Regions from separate parts of the Mus musculus genome. Here regions 2 and 3 are each linked to region 1. The links are chromatin loops, found by intact Hi-C in ENCODE. Cell type or tissue: heart. All regions are shown on one strand. Region 1 holds the start of Uri1 (URI1, prefoldin-like chaperone). Region 2 overlaps Gm30771 (a long non-coding RNA gene). Region 3 holds the start of Ccne1 (cyclin E1).

The links. Peaks named below come from ENCODE experiments on the same cell type or tissue, not always from the same donor. Only the 100,000 strongest peaks of a DNase experiment are listed, where the experiment ranks them.
Region 2: a loop joins it to region 1, with 3 times the contacts of the local background. A loop is called at or near these places in 9 of 42 quality-filtered maps.
Region 3: a loop joins it to region 1, with 4 times the contacts of the local background. A loop is called at or near these places in 2 of 42 quality-filtered maps.

Annotation. Positions count from the first base shown.
Region 1 is chr7:38,015,042-38,023,041 of GRCm38, reverse strand. Uri1 (URI1, prefoldin-like chaperone) reads left to right here and starts at 3,490. Exons shown (of 11, transcript NM_011274.5): 1 at 3,490-3,932. The coding sequence starts at 3,822. In heart, CTCF peaks have their summits at 3,660 and 3,866; DNase peaks (open chromatin) are centred at 3,471, 4,001 and 4,411; H3K4me3 peaks cover 1,795 bases; H3K27ac peaks cover 1,370 bases.
Region 2 is chr7:38,081,195-38,089,194 of GRCm38, reverse strand. All of the region lies in intron 3 of Gm30771 (a long non-coding RNA gene), which reads right to left. Among named protein-coding and RNA genes, the nearest start is that of Ccne1, 22 kb to the left of the region's middle. In heart, a CTCF peak has its summit at 3,046 (motif pointing right); DNase peaks (open chromatin) are centred at 3,184 and 4,124; H3K4me3 peaks cover 2,080 bases; H3K27ac peaks cover 2,471 bases.
Region 3 is chr7:38,103,476-38,111,475 of GRCm38, reverse strand. Ccne1 (cyclin E1) reads left to right here and starts at 3,986. Exons shown (of 12, transcript NM_007633.2): 1 at 3,986-4,154; 2 at 4,647-4,689; 3 at 4,793-4,880; 4 at 5,129-5,197. The coding sequence starts at 4,676. In heart, a CTCF peak has its summit at 4,012; DNase peaks (open chromatin) are centred at 3,835 and 4,655; H3K4me3 peaks cover 3,128 bases; H3K27ac peaks cover 2,766 bases.

The sequences.
Region 1 (8,000 bases):
TATCAGCATGAGCTGTCTCTGTGTATTCATGATGGACTGAGAAACCCCTGCAACCAGGAGCCCAGACCAACCCTTTCTTTCTAAAACTGCAAAGTAACTTATAAACTTAGGAAGGCTGAAAAGTCTTTTGTTTTGTTTTGTTTTTTTCTGAGATGGGATTTTCTCTGTATAACCCTGGCTGTCCTGGAACTCACTTTGTAGACCAGGCTGACCTCGAACTCAGAAATCTGCCTGCCTCTGACTCCCAAGTGCTGGGATTAAAGGTGTGTGCCACCACCGCCCTGCAGCTGAAAAGTCTTAAGATGGGCTACCTTAGGCCTGAGAACCAGGATGGCCAGCCAGTGGCCTATTTCAGTGTGAATCAGGATCTCCAGTGTCCAAGGGCAAGAGAATGAGATGCCTAGGCTTAAGAAGGGAGAGTAAACTGGTCCTTCAACCACCTAGGAATGGAGATCAATGGGCTGTGTCAACTCGACTACACTTGGAATCCTCATTTTCTTTTTTATGACGTCTGGGGGTGCTGGGAACTGAATTTGGGCCCCCTGAAAGATCATGGCTCACTCTTAACCACTGAATCATCTCTCCAGCCCTGCTTTTCTTTTTTAATTATGTGTATTCTGGGTGGGGGTTTTGCGCATGTGAAGACGGTGTTGAGTCACTAGAGCTGGAGGATCCAAAATCGTCACCTGAAAGAACAGCAAGTGCTCTTAGCTTTGGCAACATCTCTTTTAGCCTCAAGGGACTCTCAATTTTGAGTGAATGTTTGAGAAAGTTTCCAGAGAGGTTTAACTGAGAGATCTGTACTAAGAGTCCTATGGATTGGGGTTCTAGACTGGATGAAAAGGGAGAAAGTCAGAAGCCAGCTGGAAGGTAGCATCCGTTTCTCTGCTTCTTGATCTGTAGAGATGTGAAGATCCTATCCCATGCTTCTGCTGCCATGAACTCTGTCATGCCTTCCCCTGACAAGAAGAGCTGCCTAAAACATACATGCCTACTTGCTCTCTCAAGGGTTGGATTCTTTAAGGAGGTATTGATAGAACGAAGGAGAACTTTCTTTGAAGCCTCCAAAAGCCTGTATTTGTATAGCGTGATGTGCCCTCTTTATAGCAACCACTTTAGATACAAATTCATATCCGTAGACTGGAGCTGGGATTGGGGGCCAGCCTTCTGTAGCACAGGGTCTGTGGTGATCTGGGGCTAATCCCATCAAAGAGGAGTGGAGGGTAAGGAGCTGTCCTTGGACATTTCAGGGGTGGAGTGGCAAGCCACACCAGATATATATTTTACTTTTGGGTTGCTGTGACTGACAGAAACAATGTAAGGGAGGAGACGTTACCATTGTCCTGTAGTTGGCTCACCATTTGTCCTGTAAGTGCTGTTGGTAAACTGCATGTGCTGCTTGCTGAGAGCAGGACAGACTCTCCCTACCTCAGATTCACCCAAGTTTATCACTCATGTCCTTGGAGACACTTTCTTGGGGCAGGCTGGCCTCTGTGCTTCTGTGACAGGGAGAAAGAACAAACAGCTATAATAGCACCCTTGAGGACAGATAGAAGGCGAACCGTTTCTAATGGAAGTTACTATCGTCTATCCTGTGACTGCCCGAGGTGGGGAGGAGAAATAGGAAGCTCATTGGTGGGGTGAACTCTCTGCTCTAGCTGGAAACATCCCAAACAGAGCTCCAGCCTTTTGGACAGACTCAGCCCAGTCTTTCTGGGGCATGTTGTAAGTGCTCAAGTTGATGTTATCTGTCTGCTGTTTGCTGCTGATTTTATTCTTGCTTGCTTTCCCGCTCTGGTTACCCTAGATAGTTCTGCTAGACGTCGTAAGGGCCTGATTTATTTTGTTCTCTATCTGCTTCTTGCTACATGTTCTTTTGCTTTTGCTTGATACATGTCTAAAAATGCACTCAAACATAAACAAATCTATCCTAGATCACTTTCTGTAGGGAATGCCATTCCAGAGGATTCAGTGTATTATGGCAGGGAGGCATGGCCTGCCTCAGTTTACTTCACAGCTGAACAAGAGGCAGAGAGTGACAGGTAGTATCCAGGGATGCTATACCAAAGACTTACCCCACTGACCGACTTCCTCCACTTAGGTTCTACATTCTAAACGACATACTAAATTCCCCACCCCCTCACTTTTCAAGACAGGGTTTTTTTGTGTAGCCTTGGATGTCCTGGAACTCACTCTGTAGACCAGGCTGGCCTCAAACTCAGAGATCTGCCTGCCTCTGCCTTCCAGATTCTGGGATTAAAGGTGTGAGCCACCACTGCCTGGTACATCCTAATTTTTAAGTATCCTTCCAAATTAGTACTACCTGTTAGGGACCAAGTATTGAAACACATGGGGTCAGTTCATATTCAAAGCCCAGCACTAGAGAAGTAGCTTCTGCGGTGCCCTAGGAGTCAGGGATGCTGCTATTGGCGGGAGGCAAGATGAGTGCTCAGAGTTTGACTGTGTTTCAGAGGTTGCTGCATCTGCAGGGAGAGAAATTCATATTTACCATCTTCCCCAATCGTCCCTGCTTTTTCTTTCTTGATGCAAGTGATCAAAGGATGGATGTGGACTTGGGAGCTGGAACAGAAGTGGAAGATAGGGGCAAACAGACCCACAGAGGGCCAGAATTCTGCAGGTGCCTGCCAGCCTGTTCCTATACACACAATACTGAGGTAATAGGATCTATGCCTATTGTCCGGGCTTGGGATAGAGTTAGGACAAGGCCACAAGGTAGACTAGAGGACTGCCACAAACAGAGGCTGCACAAAGGGCTAGGGGGAGGAAGTGAGTCCAAGAGATTTATTCAGCTCAGGCTGGCCTGGAACTTGCTATGTGGACCAGGCTGGCTTCAAACTCACAGATACCCTCCTGCCTCTGCCTTCAAACTGTTGGGGATTAAAGGTGTGCTCCCTGCTCCAGCTTCCAATTTTTAAAATACTGAGTGGAACAGGGATGGGGATTTAGCTCAGTTGGTAGAGTGCTTGTCTAGCAAGTCCAAAGCCATGCATTTGGTCCCCACTGTTAAACAAAACACCAGAATTATAAAATACATGGGATAGGGCAGCAGCTGTTGTTGAAAAATGTGCTACACAGTGCATACGTAGTAACATAGTAATATTAATACTGCAGCTTAATATATGTAAGGAAAATTGTAATGTGTACAGTAATTAATACATACGCAAAAATATAGTTGTATATTGTGCATTTTAGCTCATTAAACCACATTAGTTCATTAAAAGGCATGGGAAACAGCTGAATTTGATAAAATTAAATGAGCTTATGAAACAGTCTCAGTGCTCATATTAAGTTCCTACCACCACAGGCAGCGCCAAGCGAATTGGGACCCACTATCCCGCCGCCTCTCATCCTGTGCAGGGGTCCTGAGCGGCTCAGCCTCCACCCCACCCGGAGGCCCTGTCCCCGCCATAGCCCCGCCCCCTAGGGCGGAGCTTGAGAGCTTCCCGGCGTGCTGCGCGGGCGGGGCGAGGGGCGGGGCGTGCGCGGAGGCGCGGCAGTCGCGGGACGCTAAGCTGGGCCCGGTTGCGGGAGAAGAGCGTGGCGCGCCTGGTGTAGGGCCTGCTGCTCCGAGGCGGCGGCGGCGGCGGCGGCGGCGGTATGCGCGTGTGAGATGCGGCCGCGGGTAGCCCGGACGCGAGCGGCGGCCCCCGGGGCAGCGGCGAAAGTGAGCGCGGCCTCTTCAGAGAGAGGCGTGCAGTGCATGAGGGCGAGCGCGCGGGCGCTGGGCATCCGCCGGCCACGCCGTCTCCATAAACACTTGTTTAGGACTTGTTCGCCTCGCTGAGGCTGCGGCGCCGGGCATGGAGCCCCCGTCCGAACCCGAGCCCGAGCCCCAGCCCCTTGCAGAGGCCTCAGCCGCCGCTCCGCTGCGCGCACCAGAGGTGGCGCGGCTTCGCGAGGAGCAGGAAAAGGTAACAGGCCGCGCTTGGTTCCGGCCCTGGCCGGCTTCCGCATGTGGCCGCGACACTCTGAGCAACCTCTAATGCGGCCAGCCCTCTGCGTGAAACCGAGATCCCCACGCGCGAGCTGCGCAGCCTCGGGCCGCGGGGACCACGGGAGAAACTTTTGTCACGTGCATTTGTTGTCTTTTGTCGGTGGCCCTTTGACCTTCCCCGGAAGGGATGCGGGGATGTGGGGAATACAGAGGATGCAGGGGATAGGATAATCGGTTGACCCTGAACTGAGAGAGCAATTGTTGGGACTAAATAAAAATACGTGTTTTTTTTTTTTTCCTTTTTGGTTCGGGGATTACACTGTGAACAGAAGTGGTCACTCTTTTTACCCCTTAGCTATTTATTATCTAAACGTTGGTACAATGCGCGCGTGCGCACACACACACACACACACACACACACACACACACACACACACACGAGATATCCTTATTTGATTGAGCGTCCAAGTTTGACTACGTTGGTGATGATGCACTTCCTGTGCAATCCAGCTCTTAGGTTTAGTAGTCGACAAGAGAGAAGGCCTTTGTTAAATTTTAACTTCAAGCCTTTATTAAACAAGGCTTTCCCCACTTTTTTTTTTTTTTTTTGATCTACCAGAGGAGAGGAGAATGCTTAGAATCTCCGAATGGGAATTATTATATATTTTTTTTTATAAGGAAATGTTATGTAGTTAAGAACTACAGCTCGATTGTTAAATGTGAAATTGTCCTGTGGATTCTGTAGGTTTTCAAGTTGATTCTCCTGACGTGCCTTGAAATTCTTTGAAAAGCGACATTTAATTTGCTTAAACGTCACATGTCCTGTTGCCAGAGTGAGGTATTAATAAAGGTTTAGGAAGTTGCATAAACATTTGAGAAGCTCTATTTTTCTATATTTAAATATTTTTGCGTGTAAACTTTATGTTATTTATTTGGAATTTACTCCTGGAGAATTGTACATGCAGTCAGTTAAATCTATTTCGTCCCTTCAACTTAACTCCCTTTCCCTCCCACACATCCCCCTTCCAACTTCATGTCCTTTTTTTTTTTTTTTTTTTTTTTAAATATCTCAGTCCAGCTAGTGCTTGCCCATATGTGTTAGATAGAACCATCCAAGGAGCACGGGCACCACAAATCCCATGTGTCAGTCTTTGTCCCTTAGCTGTTGTCAACTTCCAGTAGCTCCTCAGTTAAGGGTGGATCTTGGGAGCTCCTATTTCATGTAAGCTTGAATTTTTGCTATGAAACCCAAACTCCTTTTTATTCATATACCTATGTAAAACTTTTCATGAAATGTGGTTAGAAAAATTGCTGAGGTTAACTATATGAAAGTTTTTCCTAGGTCCCAAGAAATCCCTTTTGGCTTAGAAACCACCTGTTAACAGATTGTAGGAGTCTTTCATACTTTGGTTAGCTCCTGCTGCTGCTGCTTTATATATATATATATTTTTCCCCGTTTTTCCCTAATACATAATACAACTGTTGGATTTTAAACTTGTTCTTAAAGATGAGAGTTTAAAAGTTAACCTAGTTTAATTTAAATCACAAGACGTATTTGCTTTTATTGATTTATATTTTTATTTATTATGGTTCTAGGAGAGCTATATTATCAGTCAACTTTTTAATTTTTGAAACATGTTCTTTTTAAGTTGCCCAAGCTGGCCTTGAACTCCCATTGTAGCCCAGCCTGGACTTAAAGCTGTAAGCCTCTAAACTCAGCCTTCTAAGTAGGTGGGATTACCTGTGGCATCAGACTTGACTTCATCTTAATTTTTTTTTAAAAGGAGAAACAGATTTTTAAAAAGGAAAATAGAGGAAAATAAGAAAGAAAGAAAGAAAGAAAGAAAGAAAGAAAGAAAGAAAGAAAGAAAGAAAGACAAACCAAAACAAAGCCCTACATATTGCCTCCTTGTTAATTTTGACCAAATTGTGAAGTGTCCCAGGGTAGCTGGTACCACTGCCTCTAGCCCATATGGAAAACACTTTTGCTTGTGAGTAATGCTGATCAGCATCTTTGCTTCCCTGTGTCATTTTTAAAAGGGAGAGCCTGGGTTTTATTCTGATGTTAGGGTGAATGAAATACGAAGGGTACTTTGGGGTGTTCTGAACAGCTTATTGTGGTTAGTATTATATTTGAGCGAGTACCTGTCTTGGGTGCTAAACTCAATAGGAGACTGAGTGTTTTCAGTGGATGTGGACTTCAATACCTTTGTCAGTCACATCTTGTGTTAATGTTAAGTTGGCATACAAATTAAATGTGCATTTCTGTTTGGGTTAGGTAAAATGCCTCCCAGTTTATAAGAAAGCCCTTCAGTATTTACTTAACAGACTATTTACATAATAGAAAAATCTGCATTGGTAGACAGGAGAGTCACAAGGGCTTAACAAGACACCCTGGTTAGATGCCTGTGCTTTATTTAGAGTTTTGCACAGGAGAGCTTTGCTTTGTAAATAGTGAGTTAGTAATTTTGTGAGGGACTTTACTTAGGTTTTAAAGCCCACTCATTTTAACAGTCCTGCAGTCTGTGGTATGAAAGTAGAAGCATTAAAAGTGTCATAGTAGCTTTGTGTGAGTGGATACTTACTACCCTTTGTCAGCCATAGCCTTTCCCTGTTCATGAGAGGGAATTAAACTGTCAACAGAATGACTTTTTGGTTTGATGGCGGTACCTACTTTGCTGGCTTTAGCTGCAGAAAGGGACCTGAGTTCCTCACATAGAGGCTTAGAACCTGGCTTGAGAAGGACTGTAGATAATGCTTAGTTGTTGTTGCCCTTGTTTCCTTGAACTCCCACTAAGTGGTCCAGGTTTTATCCTGGTCTCTCCTTATTTGGTTCTGCTTGATACTGGAACACTGACTCTGAGAAGGAAATTATGGCAGCTTGAAGAAAAGGGTAAACAATATGTATACCATCCGCAGTGAGTGACAGCATCTGAGGAGAATGGGTAGGGTCAGGGTCAAGTTCATTAGCACTTTCTCATTTTCATCTACACAATCAGTGGTGAAACAGTCTTACCCCCCCCCTTTTTTTTTGTTAAAATTTTTGTTTATTTCTTTTTTTCTTTTTTCTTTTTCTATTCTTTTCTTTTCTTTTTTTTCTTTCTTTCTTTCTTTTTTTTTCTTTTTTGAGACAGGGTTTCTCTGTATAGCCCTGGCTGTCCTGGAACTCACTTTGTAGATCAGGCTGGCTCAGACATCTGCCTGTCTCTGCCTCTCAAGTGCTGGGGTTAAAGGCGTGCGCCACCACTGCCTGGCTTTGTGTTCATTTCTTTTTCCATTTCTTTCCCTCTTTTTCTTTTTTCCTTCCTCCTCTCCATCTGTCCGTCCCTCCCTCCCTCCCTCCTTTCTTTTTTTTTTTTCAAAAACCAATGTCTCACGAGCCATGCTGGCCTTGACCTAGAATGGTGTGAGCTCCTTCCTGGTTGTGCTGCCCCAGCCTCCCTGTCGGAGTCAGTGAGACGGCTTTGCTCCCCCTGTCTCCATCTCTAGGGGCATGTGCAGCCAGGGAGTCTTTAACTGTTAAGTTGGCATTCAAAGTCATGATGGATTTTATTATGGTGTATTTATCCTTCCCCTTCATCCTTTTTTGATCTGGCAAGACATGTAAGAAGAGTTCCTGTGGTTTGGTTAGAATGGGAAAAACCTGAACGTCCTACATTGGAGAGTTGGTTAAATAATCATGCGTAACTTAGACAGGCATGCAAACTGTGGAACAGTAGGTAGGGTGTGATGCGGGTCCTGTTTTGCTTAGGCACTTATATAAATACTTACTTTATATAAAAAACTACCATAGAAGGATGATGGTAGTATTTTACCTAAAAGTTTATAAAATTAGAAAATTTCAGTTTTTCAATAAAGGTGTTGAAACTTAATTTTTGTGCTAACAAGTTTGTCATAATATCTTTACTTGCTAACCTGTTTCTAAGCAAGAAAATTAACTATTAGGTAGGTTTTGAATACCAGTTACTTAGATTTATTTCTTAGTTACTCTAGTGCTCATTAAATTTATCGAAAACATTGCCCAGGTAGTTTCTTTTTATTTTTT
Region 2 (8,000 bases), 66 kb before region 1:
GCTAGAATTAAAGGCATGGATCACCACACTCAGCAAGGGCTCCTTATTAAAGAAGAGGGAAAGGTAAGCAAGAGGGAGGGGAGGACAAGGGGGACAGAAGAGGATAGTGATGGGAGGTAACGGGGGTGGGGGGAGTCAAAAGGAAGGAGAGTGGGAGGGGGGAAGGAGGAAAGAGACCACGCCTTGGTCCTTGCTGTTATTATACTGAATTTAGTTGGCTACCTATCATTGCCCTCTCACCCCAGGCTCATGGAAGACTTTCTAAACTTGCCTGTGATTCTCTCTTTTCCTGCTGAGCGGAGCCCCAGGAGGATGTGGCTGGCCATCCAGGGCAGGGGAGAGGCCTCAAGGAAGCATCTATCCAGTGTCTAGTAACAAGTGACTGTTCTTAAGTGAATATAAACTTCATCAGCATAGGGTGGGGATGGGGTTGGGGTACAAGTGCCAGGCAGTAGGCAGCCATCAAATTAGGGCCCTGCTGAGTCTGATGACATAGCTTGTAGTCCCAGGTCCTCAGGAGGCTATGGCAGGAAGATTCAAAGTTCAGGGACAGCCCCGGTAGCTTGAGTCTCAAAATAGAAAGTGAAAAGAGGGAGGTGATTCTAACTCGTAGACTGCACTTGCCTAGTATGTAGGAGGTCCTTGGTTCAATTCCTTGTAACACATACACACACACACACACACACACACACACACACACACACACACACACACACAATGGGAGAGAGGGACAGAAGAAGGGGGGAAGCAAGACCCATAGGGGTCCGATGAGTCCAAGTCCTCAGCAGCAAATTCATGGGCATAGTTGGGAAGGATCATGATGCTATTGTGGGCTTCAGAATTGTTCCCACTCCATCTCTGCTATTGCCACCCTGTTCCCTCCACTGGACTGGTGATCCCAGCCTTCTGAGCCTTTGCTGAAAGGACTGTGGCTGCGGTAGGCTGGGCTGGTGGAAGGTCCCACGTGCACAGCTGCTGGACCCTGGCATGTGCTGATGCTATTAAAAACAAAATACCAGCACTGCCATCCCAGCTCCTGGAGAAAGTCTCTGCATGACAGCCTGCGAAGTAAGCTTGTATTTGAATTTCATCTGCAACCCTGTTGCCTCCAGACAAACTCAAACCTGCACAGATGGCCCCTCGCACCAAAAAGTAAAAATAACAAAAAGCTGGCGATTCCGAGCCTCCCTTTTTCTCTGGGCAGATGTGCAGCAGCACATTTTGGGAGGCGCACCGTCTGTATCCCCACGCTGCATCCTCTCCCCTCCTGTGTGTTCACACTTCCCACCCTCTGGCTTGCTGGTGGGTAGCAGCTGTGGGTAGCCCTTTGGATGGGCTTGTACAAGTGCCTAGAGTGTCTGAGCCTTTGTGTGGAAATTGGGATCTAGAGGGGGAAAGTTAAGAGTTGAAAACACCTCATCTGTTCTCTACTACCCAAGGTTGGTCATGGTATCTATGAGAGGGCTCAAGGGAGAGCAGAATGGGTAAGTGGGTCAGGAGACCAACAGAAGTGGAGAAGGAAGGGCCATGTGCACTAGTGCACAAGAGCAGGAGGCTAACACCAAGTCCCAGCTAGCCTTGGGAGACCAGTGGATCGTTCACTTTTCCTTAGCTGAGGACAGAGATTCTAAGCCCTAGGGTTATAGTTAAGAGCTGGAGAAAAGCCCAGAGAGCATCTCTCAAGGTCACCATGGGTCAAGAGATGGCCAAAAGTCAGAGCAGGCAAAAGCCCTACACACCATGGGAGACTCAAGTCTGGTGGGCCACGTGACCTGAAGCCCCACATTTCATTCAGAAGTGGTAGCTAAGGTTTTGGGTCCCCTAAAAAGTCAGAGGAGATTAAATTAGAGTAACAACGGTCAGAAGAAGTAAGAAGTTTATGAATCCAGAGACATAGCCAAGCCACAATGCTATCTAGTTTCAGGAAGGGCTCCATCTGGGTGTTCAGAGGCGTCCATCTTGCCCAGCTTGGCTTGGTTCTGTGCTGACTTCATTCTCCACTTGCTATTTTCCAGTATCTTTTAGGCTGACATTCCTGCCGGCCAGAACTTCCCTCTCAGAGTATCAAGCTGAATGAATGGTCCTTAATCACAGTGGTCAAGGAATGTGGAGCTAGGGCAGGACAGGCATGTGGCATGAATCAGTCCCTGGGGCAGAACTCATCATCGGAACTACCTGACACCACAGAAGCAGGGGGTGGGGGTGGGGGTGGGGGTTGAGGTGGGGGGTGGGGGTTGAAGGGAGGGAGGGGGCGGCTGTCAGTGGTCTGGCAAAAGCAGCAGATACAGAAATAGCACAGAACCTGGTTAAGGCCTGAACAACAACAGAGGTGAGCTGCTGAACAGCGGCATCCTGCATTTCACAGCAGGACTCTAGCTGTAACTGGGAAGCCATGGTCACCCACTCCCCAGAAGTTGCTAGCTCCATTACGCAGTTTCAGTGACTGGCTTGGAGAAGCAGGCCTACCCCCATAGCCTCGGGGTTGGGCACAACTCAGCAGGGTTCTGTTAATTCTTCCTTTCCGCTGTGTCCTAGGGCTCCCAGTGTTTTGGCTTCCATATACCTTTTCCTCAACTTCACTCAGAGTAAAGAGGCAGTCCGAAGGAGGGTCTTCCCTAGCCAAAACTCCAAATTCTCTACAGAAAGCCTTTGTGCACCACGGAGCAAACCACACGGAGTGAGCCCAAAACCCCATGGCTGTTCTGGGAAGCACGGGCACAACACACGTGGTTGAATGTGCAAGGGCACTAGTTAGAGGGCATGGGGAGATTAAAAACAAAAGCATCATCTCAGAGGGACATATTGAGGCTGGAATGTTGGTAAATGAATCTGGAGAAACTGAACAAAACGGAGGCTCAGCAATTTGCCCAAGGTCAGACACTGAGCCTGGCTTCAGGGCCTACAGCTACATTGAGCTGCCTCGGAGCCTTAGCCTTAGATTAATGGAATGTCCCATTAACAAGCTCCTGAACCCTCAAACCCAAAATTGGGAGGGGCCCAGGTATGGGTTTTCAGGGCCGCAGGACCTAGCCGCTTAAGCCTGAAGAGGGCGCGCATTCCTCTCCGGGACTGCTGGCAGCTCAGCCTTTCTGCCTGGAGCACGCTTCCTACCAGTCCCAAGCACTCGGGTCCCCCCTTTTAGGCCTCCTCGGGCCCGCCAGTCCGGGATGACAGCTTGGCTGGGCCCCACGCCTGGACTGCGCCCGGTACGGCGCCTCCCCCCGGTCACGCGGCACAGATGGGAGAGGAGGAGGACGAGGAGGAGAGGAAAGGAGGCCCTTTGGGGCAGAAGGGTAGGAACCCGCTGCACTGGGCGTCGCCTCTGAAAGGGGCTCTGTGCGGCTCGGGGAGAAGAAAGGGGCAAAGAAATGGAGGAGGAGCTGTGTAAGGAGCAGTGATGCAGGCTCAGGTGTCCGGACCCCACCGCAGTGTTCCAGCCACACCCAGACGGAAACCATGGTCGACGGTTTGGCCTGCGCCCGTCTCTAGACTGCTAGCTGGGGGAGCAGGCACCCCTGTCACCTCATTGTGCACGGAGCAATAGGCCTCGCCATGTTAGCCAGACCAAATGTAGCCCTTAGGGCAAGGGCAGAACGTAGGAGTCGGAGCCCAGAACCTCTTGCCACGCAAGCCACAAAGCAAGGCCCAGGAGCCCTGCTGTCCAGGGCAGATCTTGGTGGCGCCACTTTCCAGCCACGTGGCTTGGAGCAAGTTTCTTTACTTCATCTGTGAAATGGGAGAGCGCGCACGTAGTGGGGTTATTATGTAGGGGGGTTTCGTCCCCTAGGGCTGGGCCTGCCTTGGTCACAGCTCTCACCAATGCAGCGGGATAAAGAAACTGAAGTTGGGGACAGAACCAGGCCGCCCCAGTCCCGCGCCGCCCAAGACCTCCATGCGCGCGCGCGCGCGCACCTTACCCGCCTCCTCCTTCGGAACCCGCAGCCCCGCCCTTCTGGCTCAGGCTGAGCTCCACGTGCGGCGTGTTTACACACGTGACTCCAGGGCCCGCCCACCCAGCCTCCGCCTCCGATCCGACCCCGCCCCTGTCCCCGCCCCATGTCCTCTGCGGCTGCGCGGCGTCGAGCTAACGCAAAGCGCCTCTGTAACAGAGCCAAAGCGTAGGTGGATCTCTGGGTAGGCGGGACTTTGGGCCTCCTCGTGGCTTCCTCGCGCACCGCGAGGGGGGCGGGACTGGACGGTCACGGGCGGGGCCAAGTGTGAGCGCAGGCTCTAGGCAGGGCGTCGCGTGGGCGGGGCTGAAGAGAGCTGGGCGGTGGCGCTGGGGTCCGGCGCATGCGCAGGCACACCAAGCTGTACAGCTTTCAGACCTGCTTTCGCCACGTTCCTAGTCCTGCCCCTGTGTAGGCTGAACCAGGTAGAACTAAGAAGGACACATTGACGCCCACATTTCACTGCGTTTTGGGCAAAGACGGGCTCTCCAGGATTCTCTTCCCTTGCCCTCCTGCTATTTCTCCCTTTCTTCTGGATTGGTTCGGTGCAGGCCTGTTGTGGCATCCTGTTTGTCTTTGATACCTTACCAGTCATACCATTGAAGCTCATTACACCTTCTCTTTTTCCTCTCTCCCTCTCTTCCATCTCTCTCCTCCGTTACTTCCCACCCTCTTCTTTCTCTCTCATACTAGGGATTGAACCTAGCCCTGAAGCGAACTGTCCTTGTACCGTACCGCCACCCCACTGGGTCCAAAGAATTTCAGCACCTACATGATGACACAAGTGGAAAATTGCTTCAGTACCGTGCCTGCCTGCCTGCTGCCATTTTTACTTTTTCTTTTTAGAAACCAAGTTTGCCCAGGCCTGCCTTGAAGTCTCTTCGTAGACCCAGGCTAGCCCTGAAGTACCTCTGTTAGGCCCAGGCTGGCCTAGAATTTGTGATCCTTCTGCCTCAGCGTCCCAAATAGCTGATATTTACAGTCAAACCCAGCTTCCGTAAACCCTAAGCAGACTCCGAGATCGTGCTTTATCCCTCACCACTAGCAGACTTCCTCCTAGATGTATCACAAACCCTTTTAAGCCAACATATATGGAGTGAGCCCCTTTTTTCTCTGAACTTTGTGTCACACCCCATTTCTGCAGTGCTTAGCACTGCAATCCACCTTCTCAGGAGGTTAGGCCTCAGACAAAGACAATTAGTCTTGATGACTGAAATTTAAATGCCTTGTAATCTCCCTTCCTAACCAGGGAGCATTCGGGAAACAGAGGTGGCCAGATCTCTAAATTCAAGGCCAGCCTGGTCTACAGAGCTTGTTCCAGGACATCCAGGGCTACACTGAGAATTCTTGTCTTGAGGGGGAAAAGAAAGGATCTCCCCTCCCTTCATTGTCTGCTACACTCATGTCTGTGACTCCAAAAGAGCCTCACACTGTATCTGTTTGGATTTTTAGAAGATCTGCCATCCTGTTTGTCTTTCCTCAAGTCTAGCTAACATTTCTAAATGATTGCATTAATTATCTGTAGGGAGAAATCCAAACCTCTTCATTAAAAGAAAGACAGGAAAAAAGACAAAGGTGTCTTTGGCTCTCCCTCTTGGTTCCAAGACCACCAAAATTATCAAAACTGAGGATACTAAACCTTTACAGAGGATAATGTAGTATCTGCTTATAACCTGTATATAGCGCTCTGTGTCTCTAGAGTATCATACTTAATGCCATAATATATATTATATATTATGCTCTATTGTCTAGGGAAAAACATAATTTGGAATTTTCTATGGAAATTTTCTATGGGATGGTGTGTATGGTATGTATACACCTGCGTGTTCCCATGCAGGTGTGTGTGTGTGTGTTTATGTAGCTGTGTATGCAAGTACTGGTTTGTGTGTATGCTCCTGTGCAGATGTAGATGTGTTTATATGCAACTGAATATGCAGATGGAGGTGTGTTTGTTCACTTTTGTGTGCAGGTGTGTGTGTGTGTGTGTGTGTGTGTGTGTGTGTGTGTTTCAGAGGACTATTTCCTGTGGTGTTCCTCAGGACAGAGTGACTCACTTGCCTAGAAGTTGCCAAGTAGGCTAGTGTGGCTGCCAGCAAGCTCTAGAAATCCTATCTCAGCTCTGAAACAGTGTGTGCAAACTTGGACCCCTGTGTCTGGCTACTGCTTACTTATTTATTTTAAAATGTGGGTTCTGAAGTGCAAACTTAGGTCTTCACTCTTGCAAGGCAAGCCCTTTACTGATGAACTGACAGACTCATCTATCTATCTATCTATCTATCTATCTATCTATCTATCTATCTATCTATCTATCATGCACTCAATTCTCTCATAGAATCAAAGGTTGCTACATCAAATTAGTAGCTGGCTAATCTCCACCCAGCACAGGTCCACATTAAAAAAAAATCAGAAACATTTCTGGCCCGAAGCATTTCAGATAAGGAATATTCATCCTATTGTAATTGCTTTTAAATCTTGATGACTGGCTCTGAAGACAGAGCTCAGTGGTTATCACCACTTGCTCTTGAGGGCTGGAGGTTGGTGTACATGGTGCTCACAATAGTCTGTAACTTCAGTTCCAGGAGATCTGGACCTCTTCTGGACTCCTCTAGCAACCCCCCCCCAACACACATAATTTTAAAAAAGATTTATTTTATGTATATGAATGCTCTATCTACATGTACACCTGCATGCCAGAAGAGGGCATCAAATCTCAGTATAAATGGTTGTGAGCTACTATGTGGTTGTTGGGAATTGAACTCAGGGCCTCAGGAAGATCAGCCAATGCTGTTAACCGATGAGCCATCTCTCTAGCCCCACATGATGTTTTTAAAATAGCAATAGGGTCTGGAGAAATGGCTCAGTAGTGAAGATCACTGGCTGCTCTTGCAAAGGTCCTGGGTTCAATCTCCTGCAGCTCACAACCATCCTTTTTTTGTTTGTTTTTTTGTTTCTCTTTCTATTCTATTCTTCCCCACCCCACCCCACTCCCACCCCCGAGACAAGGTCTCACTATGTAGGTCTGACTGTCCTGGAACTCACTACGGAGAACAAGCACCTCCAGCTCACAGAGATCCACCTGCCTCTGCCGTGCTGGGGTTAAAGATGTGCATCACTATGCCTGGTCACAAGTGTCCTTAACTCAAGTTCCAGGGTATCTAATACCCTCTTCTGGCCTGGCATGCAGGCAAAATATTCAATACACACAAAATAAAAACAAATCTTTTTTAAAACTGGCTAAGTTCATCATCTAAGGTTAAATCGTATTTGGATTGATTTCTTTTCTCTAGAGTTGCTATGTTTCCCTAGGTCAGGCAGTTTAAATTTTTTCCCCATGTTGTGATAAGATGTTGGACATTCTGGAGAGTGTGGAGAGTATCTGACTCCCTCCTCTGATTGGTTTTTTTTTGGGGGGGGGCAACTGGCAAATAAATTGTATACATTTATAATGTGATGTTTGCTATGTGTAAACATTATGAAATGACTGAATGTGGTCATCAGTATTTCGATCATCTCCCCTGCTTAGGATTCTGTATCATTCACTGGGCAGGGGGTGGGGATTCAAGATTTGCTCTCTTGAAATTTTTTTGAGTGTGTGTGTGTGTGGGGGGGAGGGTCTTGAAGTCATTTGTAACCCATGTTGGCCTTTAACTTTTGATCTGCCTTCCTTGGACTCCCAATGCTGAGATTACAAGTATGGGTACCTTAGTTAGGGTTTCTATTGCTGTGACAAAATACCAGGACCAAAACGCAAGTGGCGGAGGAAAGGGTTTATTCAGTTTATACTTGCACATTGCTGTACATTATCAAAGAAAGTCAGGACAGAAACTCAAGCAAGGCAGGAACCTGGAGCCAGGAGAGGATGCAGAGGCCTGGTGTATGCAGCATCAGCATGCTTTCTTGTCAAACCCAGGACCTCCAGCCCAGGGATGCTGTCTTACTTAGGGTTTTAGTCCTATGAACAGACACCATGATCAAGGCAACTCTTATAAGAACAACATCTAAGTGGGGCTGGCTTACAGGGTCAGAGGTTCAATCAATTATCATCAAGGC
Region 3 (8,000 bases), 88 kb before region 1:
ACATATTATGTGAGGCTCCGGGTTCCAGCCCAAGCACCAACACACACACACACACACACACACACACACACACACACGGTGGGGGTAGCTTGTCCAAGGCCCCCACTGTTCGAATAGTGTATTTTTCTGGTCTTCCTTCTCTGTAAACCTTATATCCTGGCTCGTGCATCTACCTCTCCACCACAATCAAGGACAGGGTCACACATGAAACTAAACCAAGACCTCCAACTTGCCTTGTGAATGAATAGTGAGCATATCTCTGGCACACTTACTGTGTCAAACACTATTAAAAGAGTTCTCTGCAGCTCTAGGAGCCTGGAAAGTTAGAATTACACCCATTTTGCAGATAGCCACGGAGCAGAGGGAGGCTGTCAACGATCCAAAAGACCAATGACAGGAGAGAGGTGCTACCTACGCTACACAGCAGCCGCATCGTGTCTCTAAGGCAATGTGTGAGGGTTCTTTCTATAGTCTTCCCCCAAGGCTGTGTTAGCTCTTAAGTGCTCTGGAGCCCATGTAGGGACAAAAGAAAAACGAACTTGTATACCTCAAAGCCAACTATTCCAGACGAGGGACCACCAGTGAGTTTCAAAGGCTTCAAACTGCACTGCAGAACTTTCCCTAGCCTTGGGCAACCATTAAATGTTTTTTCCTCCACGAAGCCCCCCAGCATTCATCTCCTCTTGAAATCATGGCCCCCAGAATTTTCTCAGCTCAGTCCTTACTATTCTAAACAACAACTGTCAATCCACATGGCTGACTGCCTCTCTTCTTAAATGAGATAAAGTTAAAATCTGACTTTTCTTGGTTTCGGTCTTTTAAAAAAAAGGATTGCTGGGATTAGAGAGATGCCTCAGAGGTTCAGAGTACTAGCTGTTGGTTTGATTCCCAGTGGCCACATAGTGGCCCACAGTACTTGTATTTGTATATAAAAACTCAGGGATGGTCTGTGAGTACCACTGAGTCTGATGCGGCAGACTCAGCTCCCTGTATGGTTGGACTCACTGCTTGACTACACAAGGCAAACACATACCCACCATTCAGTATGGTAGTCTACAGGAGCTGTTCAACAAACGGGTCTTGCAGGGACTAGAGAGAGGGTTTGGTTAAGACCCAAGTTGAGCAGCTAACAACCATCTGTAACTCAAGCTCAAGGGGCTCAGACTCCTTCTTCTGGTTTCCATGGACACCTTCACATATACAGAATTATGCGTACACACACATACATAAATAAAAATAAAATAAGAGCAGCCAGCGTCCCACTGTGAGCTCATTTGAGTGACCAGAGCACTCTAAGGCAGCATGGTCCAATCTGTAGAATGCGATGGGCTACAGGGATAAAACAAATTTGTTTTAGTTCGGTTTTTTGTTTGTTTGTTCAGGTCAGGATGTAAAGCATGTGGAGAAGCCAGAACTTTCCCTCGGCTCTTCCTGCTGCTTCTTCTTCTTCCCTGCAGAAGCAGCTCCTGCTTTGATTACTCATAACCATGATTACTCACGCTTTCCTCCTCTGTGGGGCGCTAAGGATGGAGCCCAGGGCCTGTGCCTATAACCACATGACCTATACCACAATCTTTCCTTGACTCTTTTTCCTGTATAATGTTTGTTTTAAGCCAGGAAAAAAAAATATATATATATATGGATAGGCTCACTATGTAGATCAGGATGGCTTCAAACTCCCAGAGATCTATCTGCCTCTGTCGCCCCAGTGCTGGGATTAAAGTCGTGCTCCACCATGTAGGTCTAAGCTCAAATTATTTACTTTTCAAGGCAGGGTTTCTCTATGTATCCTTAGCTGACCTGGAACTTGCTCTGTTGTTAAAGGCGTGTGCAACCAACACCTGGCCTGGAATTTGCTCTGTAGACCAGACTAGCCTTGAACTCACAGAGACCCACTTGCTTCTGCCTCCTGAGTTGGAGTGTTGGGATTAAAGGTGGGTGGGTGCTAGCTACCACACCCAACCTGTGTTTTGCATTCTTGAGTGTGGGATTCTTGTATGCTGCTGTAAAGGCAAGTGACTTGTGACTTTTGTTGTGTAGTCTTTAATTCATCTGTTTTATTGTTAGGACATACAATGCCTGAAACTCTCATTCTCTGCTGCTGATGGGTCCATAAGGAAAGCTCTATCACTGCAGCAATAGTTCATTTATTGAGCATTTACTGTGTACCAGGCCTGGTACTGAGCCACCTGTTTCCCTTAATTCTCACAGCAAGTGTAGGCAGTAGATAGCTGTGGTCTGCGAACTAGGGTCACCCTGGAACCAGCATGATAGCTTTATTGTTAAATTCTTAGGGCTGGGCTTTAACTTTAAAGGGCTTAACCCAAAGTTTCACTTTAAGTTTATCATCTGCTGTTGAATCCAACAGGGTTTGGAGAATATGGGGTCTGGGGCTCAGTCTGCTTATGACATCCTCAACAAAATCTCAGCAGCCTGGGACATCACCATTATGCTAGTCAGGACCTATGGGAAGGGCACACTCCACTTTGACTTCCAGAAGAGAGTCACTGGGAGCAGAGACAGGCTTACCCCGAGGAAGGTCCCCAGAGGTATTTAGACCCCGCCTTTCACACTTCTACAACTTGAGTACAGGTCTTTCTTTGCTAGCAGTCAATGTGCTCAAGGCATTCGTCTCAGTAGCCTGTATGTTCCACAGACCTGGGTCAGTGTGGGTTTCTTTTCTCTCTTTCTTTCTTTCTTTCTTTCTTTCTTTCTTTCTTTCTTTCTTTCTTTCTTTCTTTCTTTCTTTCTTTCTTTCTTTCTTTCTATATCATTTACTAACATAAGGGAAGTGACCCTTTTGGTCCAAGATACAGAAGGGGCAACGGGATAAGAAAACAGAGTGAACAAGAGATTGGAAGAAACAAGTGCTTTGCCATAGTTTAACACTGGAGGGGACGTCCTGGGGAAAGGTACGCCGGAGAGGAAGTGGTTACCAAAGACCTTCAAGTTTTCCGGAAGCACAAACAGCTGGAATGGGTCAGAAGAGAGTAAAGCAAGCTCTGAGGCTCTGGGGTGCGAAAGGGCACCGGATGCTGGATCCAGCAGCTCGGGCGGAGGGCTGAAGGTCAGGTCTGGGGTGGGTGAGGGTCACTTCACGTTTGTGAGGCATGTGCATACTCTGAGGTTGATGAAAACACTTGGAGTAAAATTATAGGCTGGAGACTGCCTCACCTCATGGGGACCTAAGGGTCAGAGAGGCTTTCTGCAAACGGGTTGGGCCCATGTGTGCTAGAGGCACAGAAATGTGCTTGGGTAGCCTAATGAATGAATGAATGGGTGGATGAATGGACCAGAAACACTGACAGGTTAAAGGACCTGCTGCTGGTCCACAGGAGACCTAACAGCAGCAGCCTGAATGCTGGTTCCGGTCCCAGGAGCCACAAGCTGTTGTGACCTTGGGGACACCCACGCGCCGGACTCGGCCCGGAACTCTGCGTCTCAGGGGCGGGGAGGACGAGTCAGGAGGGACAGTGCGCGCGCGCGGGAGACCGGCGGATGACGGGTTCTTAACTCCGGGCCCTCCCGTGCCTCACTCCAGTCAAGCCCGGCCGCCGATCATTGCGATCTGCCCTGCTGACATTCCACTTGGGCGGCCCATGCCGCTCCTCCCGGCCCCGCACGCTCAGAATCCTTCAGGCGCTCGCGCCAAGATTCTCCCGCGTCAGCGAGCCCGCCCCGCAGCCGCGCGCGCCAGACGACTCTCCCGCGTCCCGCCCCGCGCAGGCCCCGCCTACCACGTCCGCACCCCGCCCCCGGCGCGCAGGCCCTGACATCTAGCCCCACCCCTTTAGTGCATGCCACGCCCGTAAAAGAACACGCCCCCCGGGAGGCCACGCCCCCACCAGAGCTCCTCGCTGGTCCGCGCGGCGACGGGGCGGGCCCCGGGCCTGCGGCGGCCGCTGAGGGGCTCGCAGCCCTCGGGGCGGGGCGCGAGGGCGGGACGGGGCCGGTGCCGCGCGCTGGGATTTTTAAATGTCCCGCTCGAAGCCGGGCGCAGGAGCAGCCGGCTCGACAGCCAGCGCGGTGTAGGGGGCAGGCGCGGATCCCGCCAGCGCCGCGCGCTCGGCCGCCGCCTCCCGCCTCCTGCTTCCCGCTCGCCGTCGGCCTCCTGCCCGCTCGAGCGCGCCTGCCTGCGGCGGACACAGCTTCGGGTACGGGCTGCCTGGACTCCCGGGACTCCCGGGACTCCCACGACTCCCAGGCGTCCGGACCGGGTCCGACCAGACCGGACCGGGCCCGGGTGGGGGTGGGGCGAGGCCGGGTCACCCGGTCCCCTGAGGTATCAGCTCGGGGTGCCCCGGCCGGGGTGGCTGTGAGAGACGGGTCAGGGGTAGGTGTAGAAAGGGACACTGAGGCAGCCCCGGCCCCGAGGACGGTGATGGAGCGGGGGGTCCTCTTGAAGGGCGGCTGGGCCTCCATCCCCAACCTCAGGTTCGGACCCAGGGTCGCAGGCTGCTGGCGGCGCCTGCGGGTGACAAGCCACCCGGGCCCATCGGCCATTTTCCCGGCCGGCCTCCGGGCCCAGGAGGCTCCCGCCGCCGCCGCCCGCGCGGGAGGGGGGAGGGGTGCCCGGGACGAACTGGAAGACTCAGGTCCCCTCTGCGGGCCGTGCTCACCACGATGCTTGCTTGTTGTCCTCCCAGGTCTGAGTTCCAAGCCCAAGTCCTGAGCCATGCCAAGGGAGAGGTGAGTGGCCTCCCTGCTGCGGGAGGGTAAGGGTGAGTAGCGGTGGGGGAGGGGCGGCCTGAGTTTTTGGGGAGCAGCACCCCATGACACCATGCCCTTGCAGAGACTCGACGGACCACAGCAACATGAAAGAAGAAGGTGGCTCCGACCTTTCAGTCCGCTCCAGAAAAAGGAAGGCAAATGTGGCCGTGGTGAGTACAAAGGATACAGGTTGGGAAGGGGACAGCCCACCCCCCCTTCCATCTTACCTGGGTACCAAATTTGGTTCTTCTTACCTACTAGTGAAAAGAATTAGTTGAGAGAGAGGTTTCCTTTAGTTGAATGTCGTTCATGACCTAACAAACATTTCCCCCTTTTTCTCTTGTGTTTTTTGTCTTTGGGTCGCACCATGTGGACCCATGGTGGACCGGGATTTTTTTTTTTTTTTTTTTTTTTTTAGTTTTTGCAAGACCCAGATGAAGAAATTGCCAAGATTGACAAGACTGTGAAAAGCGAGGATAGCAGTCAGGTAGGTCTGCTGCCTACAGGGTATTCTGCCTCCTGGGTTCCAGGTTTTCTTTCTTCCAACTTTCCCAAAACAGAGCTGCAGGCCACATGGCTGAACCTCTGAAGCTTGTCAATGTGGCCTGGTCTCAGTTGGGCCTGGGGTTGTGGGAGGGGTTTGTGTTTCCTGAATGGCACCTTTAAGGTTACAGGTACTGATACCTGGAGGAACCAGAGTGAGTGTATAATTTGGTCCTTTCTAAGCCCAGGGGGAAACTGAGTCTTATTAGAAGGTAACCCAGAGTCCTTTGCAAACCCAGCAGAGCTGGGCCTGCAGTCTTACTGCGGAAGGCTAGTTGGGGGATAGGACTCCCAACTCTTTCTCCCTTGTCCATTCTTGTGACTTTTCCTAATCCCAGCAGTAGAGAAGCAAGGGCAGGCCCTCTGAGTTCCACGCCAGCCCAGACCGTAGAGTGAGACCCTGTAGCAAAAACTAAACTTTTCTCCTATGCAACCCAGAATGTTCCACCATCAGCTCACTACATTGATCACTGCTGTCTGGACCTTACGTGGCCTCAGCAAGGATCTGTAATGACGTGTGTCTCAACCAGTATTTCATTGGCTGCTCCATTTCTTCTGTCCCTCCTAATGTGGTGTTTGCCAGATCTTTCTAATGCAGCATGGTATCATAATATGAGAAGATCCTTGCATGCAGAGAGAGCTTCTATTATCTCTTTGCCTCCAGCAATGGCTGGGGACTATAGTTATGGCTGCAGTGGGGGAGCGGCCTATCTCCAAAGTGGCTGGTGACACCTTTGGCCTTCATCAAAGATAAAGCTGAGCAAGACCAGTATTCTGTTGGCCTCATCTCTCTTCTCCCAAAGGCTAGTGGTGACTGTAGAGCAGGGAGAGACAAATGGTTGTGAGGAATGTCTTCTGAGCAATGATGTTCTGCCAGCTAGGGCTGCAGCAATGTGCAGTTCTCGGCAGGACCCCAGTAGACATTTTGTTGTTGTTGTTTTTTTAAAAAGGGGGGGGTCAGTTTTTTTCCTGTTTAAAAAAAAAAAAGTAGCCCCTACAGAAGAAAAATGCATCCCATATTTTTTTCTCCCATTTTCTTCAGCAAGTTGTTTTAGTTGTCATTATTGAATTGAGTTCAGCCCAGTGTCTCAACTTTGAGCCAGTGAGAGTCCTCATATTAAATTCAATGATACTGAAAGCCCACAAAGATTTTTGATTCTTATCTTCAGCTACTATTTTTGGTTTTGAAAAAGGGTCCCTAAATGTAACTCAGGCTGACCTTGAACTCAATGATCCCTTTCCCCAGCCTCCAGAGTGCTGGGCTAGAAGCACGCACACTACCACCACTTCAGTTGCTCTGAATGACTGCATGTCCATTCTCCTGTTAGCCTTCTTCACAAACCTTTTCATTTTATTGTATTTGGTTTTTTGTTTTTGAGATGGCTCCCACTGTAGTAGCCTTGGGTGACCTGGAGCTCACTATGTACCAGGCTGGTCTCAAACTCAAAAAGATTGCCTGAGCACTTCTGAGTGCTGAGATTAAATGCAGGAGTCATCATATCCATCAAGACATAACTTTTTTCAGAACGCTAGTCAGCCATTTTTCTACTTGTTTTGCATAAGGAAGAACTATGGTATGAGGATAAAAGGTGGTAAGCCACAGTTGCAGTTGATCTCAAAGTCAGGCTGATCTGGCACCGTATAAAACTTCATATACACTCAAAACCAGACTTAATTATTCTGCCTTATCCACTGGCTTCTTAAAAAGCCAACTTTGAAGCCCTTTTGTCTGTTGAAGGCACACTTAATTTGTCTATGAACTGCAGGTTGGAAACTACTAAATTTATCTCTAAAGGCCTGCTCCCAGATGTGCCAGCCACCTGGCTGTGGAGGGCGACACCTAGCTTGTACCTTCAAAAGAACTTGGTCTTGATTGAAGTATGGTGGTAATTGTGAACCTTTTGAGTCAGGGCCGGTGATGCTATACCAAACATACAAAGCCAGAGCTGAAAGGAAGCTGCCTTTCTCGCACAGCTGGCAGGCGCTGTTGTGGGTAATTTGCATGCTCAATTCTTTCTACATTGAGCAGAGAGAAGCTTTCTGCAGCACTGGTTGGAAATCAGGGGTTCCTGTGAAAATGGTCTGGGTGCCGCAAGCCACCCAGGTTCAATTCAGGAAAACATCCCCAGGCATATCCGTTTTGTTTAATGGTCTCTGCTTAAAATAAGATAGCTGTTGGTGCTAGGTACAGTTATGAGGTGAGGCAGGAGGATCATGAGTTAGAAACCATTGAACTGCATAAGCAAGACTGGAACTCAGAAATCCGCCTACCTCTGCCTCCCAAGTGCTGAGTGAGATTAAAGTTGTGTGCCACCACTACCCAGCTAATTTATTTTTAAGTATGAATGCTTTGCCAATCTGTATGTCTGTCGCATGTTTGTACCTGGTGCTTGCAGAAGCTAGAGAGGGTGTTGAATCTTCTGATTACTTCTACTAGAGTAACGTGGGCTATTGAATAGGATATGAAATCACTTCTTTGGACTCATTAGTTTGATCTGTGATCACAACTTAGTGCTAATGAGGTAGCAATTTGTCTCGCTTTGAGTTAGGGGAAACCAAATGAAGCTGTTCCATTTATATGACTACTCTTTTTTTGTAATATAAGTTACTTTTTTTTTTAAGGTGTATTTATTTACATGAGTACACTGTAGCTGTCTTCAGACACACCAGAAGAGGGCATCAGATCCTATTACCGATGGTTGTGAACCACCATGTGGTTGCTGGGAATTGAACTCAGGACCTCTAGA